Regions from separate parts of the Mus musculus genome. Here region 1 is linked to region 2. A link is a loop called in an ENCODE intact Hi-C map of the cell type or tissue named here. Cell type or tissue: heart. All regions are shown on one strand. Each heading gives the region's core, and the rest is flanking DNA. Links, peaks and the distances in the headings are about the cores only.

The links. Peaks named below come from ENCODE experiments on the same cell type or tissue, not always from the same donor. Only the 100,000 strongest peaks of a DNase experiment are listed, where the experiment ranks them.
Region 1: it touches region 2 in a loop (5-fold over the local background); 2 of 42 quality-filtered maps call a loop at or near these places.

Annotation. Positions count from the first base shown.
Region 1 is chr6:108,231,652-108,234,556 of GRCm38, forward strand. All of the region lies in intron 2 of Itpr1 (inositol 1,4,5-trisphosphate receptor 1), which reads left to right. Among named protein-coding and RNA genes, the nearest start is that of Itpr1, 20 kb to the left of the region's middle. In heart, for the core only: a CTCF peak has its summit at 836; a DNase peak (open chromatin) is centred at 1,740; H3K27ac peaks cover 1,458 bases.
Region 2 is chr6:108,305,368-108,308,272 of GRCm38, forward strand. The region is part of intron 4 of Itpr1 (inositol 1,4,5-trisphosphate receptor 1); the gene reads left to right. Among named protein-coding and RNA genes, the nearest start is that of Itpr1, 94 kb to the left of the region's middle. In heart, for the core only: no CTCF peak of the experiment used is centred there; DNase peaks (open chromatin) are centred at 1,124 and 1,764; H3K4me3 peaks cover 1,340 bases; H3K27ac peaks cover 2,141 bases.

The DNA of each region.
Region 1 (2,905 bases), core at 298-2,797, 74 kb before region 2:
GCCGAAGGGCTTGCTTTCACTGAAGCTAGGCAGGTGACTGTGAATGCCGTAAAGCTTGTGATGATGCTGTGGGCAACCAGGAGCAGAACCCTAGATGCTGTTGCCAGTGACAGATCTGTGGAGATCCTAGTTAGGCAAAGGGGCCAGCAGAGCACACAGAGAGTATCTGGGAGGCAGAGAACAACATGGACACTGAGTGCCACTCCCTCTGCTCTGTTCTTAGAGTAGATCTCTGTGTTTGTGTGTTTGTTCTTGCCCTGTCCCTAGGAGTGCAGCCAAACACCCCCTTTTCTTTACCCATTTCTTAGGCAGTGAGAAGCTCGGACACAGGGGGTGGGAACTCCATCTGGCTGCTGTGGCCGCAGTGTGCAGAAGCACCAGGGCAGCTATCCTCTACTCTGGCCAGCTATTCTGGAAAAATCCTGTTCTGACAGGTGCCTTAGGCAGCAATCAGCCGGGGGTGGTGATGGGTGGTGGCGCTTGTAGGTCATAGAGATGGTGACACAGCTTTATACCAGGGGCATTGCTGGTGCTTGTCACAGTCATGTACCCAAACCTCAAGATGTATATAGTGTAGAGCGGGGGACAGCAGGGTTTAGGGAAGTTGTGAATTCCTACACTGAGTAACTCGCAGAACTGGGAGTCAGTGCTGGTGCTTTGAGCCCGGAGCCTTCTGTCTTCCTGTACGCTGAGCTTTGGAGACCATACTGTGTCAGAGTGGAAGGAAAGTGGTAAGCCATTGTGAGAGAGCTATGCAGCCCTCACAGATTTAGAAGCCTTTGAAACTTCAGAAGACAGGTGAGAAGGAAAAGTTTTGGGAGGTGGCTGCCTCCCTGTGGGGACAGCAGTAATTGCTGTGTACTTAAGCAGGAGCTGTGAGCTTCCAGAGGAGACTTTTTTTTTTTTTTTTTTGCTGGATTCCAGCAGTGCACAAGAGACATGCATGATGACATGCTTAGCCAGTGGTTCAAGCCACTGTGTGTATTCAGTCTATAGTTCTGTGCCTTCAGAAAGGCCTGCGGGCCTCATGATTGGGAGTTGAGAGTCGTTCTGTACCGTTCAGCTTTTTCCCAGTAGAGGAATTAGGAAGGATAATTATCTTTCCCTAAAGTAAAATGGATCATCACAGGTCTTACAGGAGGTCATTTGTGGCAACGCCTAGCTGACATTTTATTACAGAGGAACCCCCCCCCCCCTTCATGGAGGTCGAGATCTTAGATTCTTTCAGAATTAGTCTTTATCTTTTAACTGAAGAAAAGAGCTAGCAGTGAACGCTGAAAGCATGTCAGCTCGTGTCTCAGGCACTTTGCATTCATGGCCTCATCCCTTCCCTATGACATGTCTCTGAAGTCTATCCCCAGTGTAGAGATATGTACAGAGGTCCACATCAGCCGAGAAGTCTTGGTGGGCTTAGCATACAAAAATACCTTACACATAGAGAGTCAGGATGGAGTCATAGGTCGACTTAGTCGACTACTAAGCCTGTTTTGTAGAGCTGTTGGCATGGAGCCCTGGGTGTCCTTGTAGTGTTGGGAGCTGCAGTTATGACACAGTTAGGACAGCATGGCAGGTTGGTACCTGCTCTGTTTTTCTCACAGTGACCGGGTCATTGTGTTTGAGGACTACTGGGAGCCCTGCGTGTGGCTGGTAGAGGCATACAGGCAGAATGGTCCTCAATCAGATAAAGAAGTGGCCTCCCACCCAGCTCTCTAACAACAGGAAGTCTTCCTGATGATTGCTGCCAGGCCTACTTCCTACCTAGTCCCTCCAGCCCCAAACGCCTGTTGTTTTGACTCTGCTAGCCCCGGTTTTCCCTTTCAGTACACAACTGATAATTGTTTCAGAGTCTCTCCTCCTGGCCCTCTCCTATCCCTGTGTGCCATTAAAGGCAGAGCAGCGGGAGACCCAGGTGTTTCCAACCAGACCTGGAAGTGGTTCACTTACTCAACTTATCCAAGAAACAAATCACTGTCTGATGCCCCTGGGGATGAATCTGCCCTAATGATCCTTAATTTTTTTTTTTTTAAAGTTGGGACCTTTGGCAGATGGCCCAGTTGAGGATCATTAACTGTGGTGGGTGTACTGGCCTCTGTTTTCAGGGGAAATATAAACTATGGCAAAAGGTTACTTGTTCAATTATCTTGTCTACTTAATAAGCATATGGGCAAGAAAGAAGACGCGTACCCTTTCTTCTGACTTAACAAAAGTGTTATATTTGACTAAGGTAGGAAAATGAGGAATTCAGCAGTAGGAAAAAAATGAATTAGAATTGTCCATAAAGAAAAAAAATGTGGAGGGAGGAGAGGGTGTGGCAGGATGTATTGTATGAGAGAAGAATAAATTAAAAAAAAACATTAAAAGTGAACAGTTCTCCACTGCCACCCAGAGAATAAGAACAGTGGACATTTTCCATTTTCCCAGGGATTACTGTTGATGAAGAAGCCCATGTAAGAACTCAGTAGATCTCTGTGCCTCCTGTCTGACTAATTATCTATGATGAACATGTGAACCTTTCTGTTCTTCAGTTTCCCCAACAACAAAAGAGGGGTGGACCTATGTCACGCCGTGCCACATGTCTGGAGGATTCTGAGACAATCTTATTCTCAGCACAGAGGTGGACACGATAGTCCTTGACAGGCGTTAGCTATTCAGCTTAATGGTGGGGCTGAAGCGTTCAAGCTCCAAGCTACTCAGAGAGTTTCTCATCTGCTCTGATCTCAGAAGCTAAGCCGGGTGGGGTCAGGCTGGAACCTGGATGGGACAAATAGGACTGCTGTAGATTCTTAGTGTCAACTGAAGTCCAGGAACCTGTTGTGATTGTCAGGTTGCAGGTTCACTCATTCTGTCATGTCTTGCCATTGCTGTCATGTCCCAGGCCTTACAGGTTATGTCACACTCTGCTACT
Region 2 (2,905 bases), core at 154-2,653:
GTTTTGAGTCTATTTAGGAGATAGATGGCCACTTTCTCCTCTCCCACCAGCCTGTATATCTTGCTGCTTCTGCCTTCGGTCAGGGTCAAGATGCAGATAGCCTTGAGCATCTTCCTACACTGCTGAGGTTGGCAAGATTCTTTCCAGACTCCCGAAACATAACTAATGCCGGAGAATGAGTGAGAGAGGGCATTGCACAGAAAGGAAGTGGATAGGCCGGACTCTGGTCCTGGAAGGCAGACACTGTTAACTAGGTGACAGACTGTTTTCTGAGCACTTAACCCTTTACAAACCTCTCTTCCCGACTGATGGTTTGTTAATGGTTTGTTACAGTTTCCAGTGAGCCGCTTTGCTTTTAGAAATCTACATGGCTCAAGGAGAGGAAAAGCAGGGCTAGGTTTTTCTGGAAAAATCTATGGAATGTGCTCTCTTCCCATCTGTCTGGGTGCTTCTGTCTTCTCTTGTCATATGCCCACACTCTGGCTTGGTGACATTTCTAAAAACCCACAGGAGACAGTGGCAGAATCTAAGCTTGAACCCTGTATTAGAGAGTTTTGTTTTCCTCCCCCACAGCCAACCTTTATTATAACAATAGCAATCATCCCCTCTGCTATTTATTGTAAATTTTCTCAGCATATAAAGGACTCTTGGCATAAGGGAGGAGGAAAATATAGTTTAAAGAACCGAGTTGTTTCTTCTATAAGGAGAGTTCCTAAAACATGAACTTTGGACTTAGTTTGGAAGAAAAAAGAAAAAAACAGTGAAATAAACACTTAGATGAAATCAGCCTTGTAAATGTTTTTATTTGAAAGATGGAAATTGATTGTGTAGGTTCATATGTAACACCGAGGTCCTATAGAAGCTGTAGACTATGAGTCTGTACTTGGGGATTTGAAAAAAAGCAGTTACTTTTGAATTCTAGTGCCAGACTCTGCCCGTTTGCACAGTTTCACAGGGTCTGTGCACAGCAGCGCACAGTGTCTGAAGGTTCCCAGGCCAAGCCTGTTCCCCGGCTGGAAACAGCGCACCCCGGCTTCTCCTTTGGCTCCCTCCGTGTTTTCGCTTTTGTAGCTCTTAGCATTTTCTCTTCCTGTCCACAATCCAGACAGTCCAGGCTCGAGTTGGGGTGTGTGTCCCTGTCCCTTATCCGGCTGCTCCGAGGAAGAGCCTCCCTGGCCTTTTGCTTTCATTTGCCTTATATGGTCAGCTGTGGAGTTCGTTATTCCTGGAAAGGGCCTTTTCACTGTTTCAAGCACTATTGCCCTCCACCATCTCCTGAGGAGAACTAGAGCTTGCTGGAAGCTTGGGGTTCCTGGTTCTAATGGGGATCCTAATGGATTCTCACTGGTTCCAGGGCAGGTGATGTTTGGACCTCAGGCTAATGAGATGTTTAACAATAGGTGTATAGTTAAGAATAAACTTCCTTTTGAAACCAGGGACTCCAGAGTGTTCCGGTGTTTTGTTTGTTTGGTTTCTGTTGTTGTTTGTTTGTTTGGTTTCTGTTGTTTGTTTGTTTGTTTTTCCTTTCTTCCGAGCCCCAAGTGGGCTGGTCCTTCTCATTTCCCAGGATCCTGCTGCCTAGATTGCCTTTCCCCTCGTTATTCTCTCTGGCTCTGCTTCTTGGAGGGCTTTATCTACCACAGGATAGATGACATTGATTTCAGTCAGATCCATGTCCTCAGTTATCTTCTGAAGTACGGCTTCCGGTGTCATAAAGAAACAGTCATCTTAGTGGTTCCCACTCAGGCGGCTGCCCCTCCCCTTCCTGCTCCTCTTCCTGGTGGGATCTAGCCTCCCGACCTGGGCAAGCCGAGCAGCAGCACTTTAAAAATAATTAGACTGAACACAAGAGTGACAAGAAGGTGTGGTTTATCTTTCAGGCCATGGTTAGTTTGTGCTTTAGCCTAAAAAGGAAGTTTGTAGTGTGTTGAATGCAAGTTAGATGTTTCTGGATGAAAGGTGGAGCTGAAGATGAGGGTGGAGTTAATGGAGTAGTCCTTGCTCCTGGCTCAGACAGGAACATTTCTCTAAAAAACTTTTATTTATTTTTAAAAAGGGAAGTTGAATTTGGTAATGGTTTGAGGCGGCTGCCTAGCTACCCTGAGACCGGTTTTTCCCTCCCATCTTTCATGGCCTGCCTCTCCATGGTGGTGAGGATTGGGCAAGCTTTGAAGTCACTTTCGTTTTCTAGAACTTGTTGGTGAAGCCTACCCCCCACACCCCCTACCCCCGGTCACCCCTCTTTTTTTAAAGCATGCCTACATTTCTCTCTTCCAGCTCTGCCTGTCCAAAATGACTTCCCTCTTTTCCCAAATCCCCAGCAGTTCACTGTCTGGCAAAGGAGTGACATCTGGCAGCTTGCTAGGGTAGAGGGAGAGAGATGTAGAAGGGAAGACTGCACGTGTTCAATACCACAATTACCCTGAGCTCCATGCTGTCAGGATGTATTACCCACCCACCCAAGCCAGGGGGGGGGCACACTGGAGTGACCCACCTGCACGATTGTGTGTGCGTGCCTGTGTGCCTGCTTGCCTGCGTGCCTGCTTGCCTGCTCTGGCAGGTGTTTGGGCAGATGAATTCTCCATTCACTCCTATCTGGTTCATGTATTTCTGTCTGCTGATGAGAAAATAGCAAGCCAACTTGAGAAGATTCAAAGCCGCACTCAAGATGTGTCAGGAACAAGGCTGCCTGATGCTGAGGGAACAACATGAAACCGACCAATCACCTGTCTCCATAGTGCGGCCACCCAAAGTCATCCTGCACTAGGATGACCATTCCTTGGGTGGAGTGAGTGTGTCTTTGTCCTTTGCACATATTCTCTATTCTGGTGCATTTTCACATGGATAATGATGATTTCTGCTACAGCGACAGGTATTGAGTACTTCATGGTACCTGGACTGTACT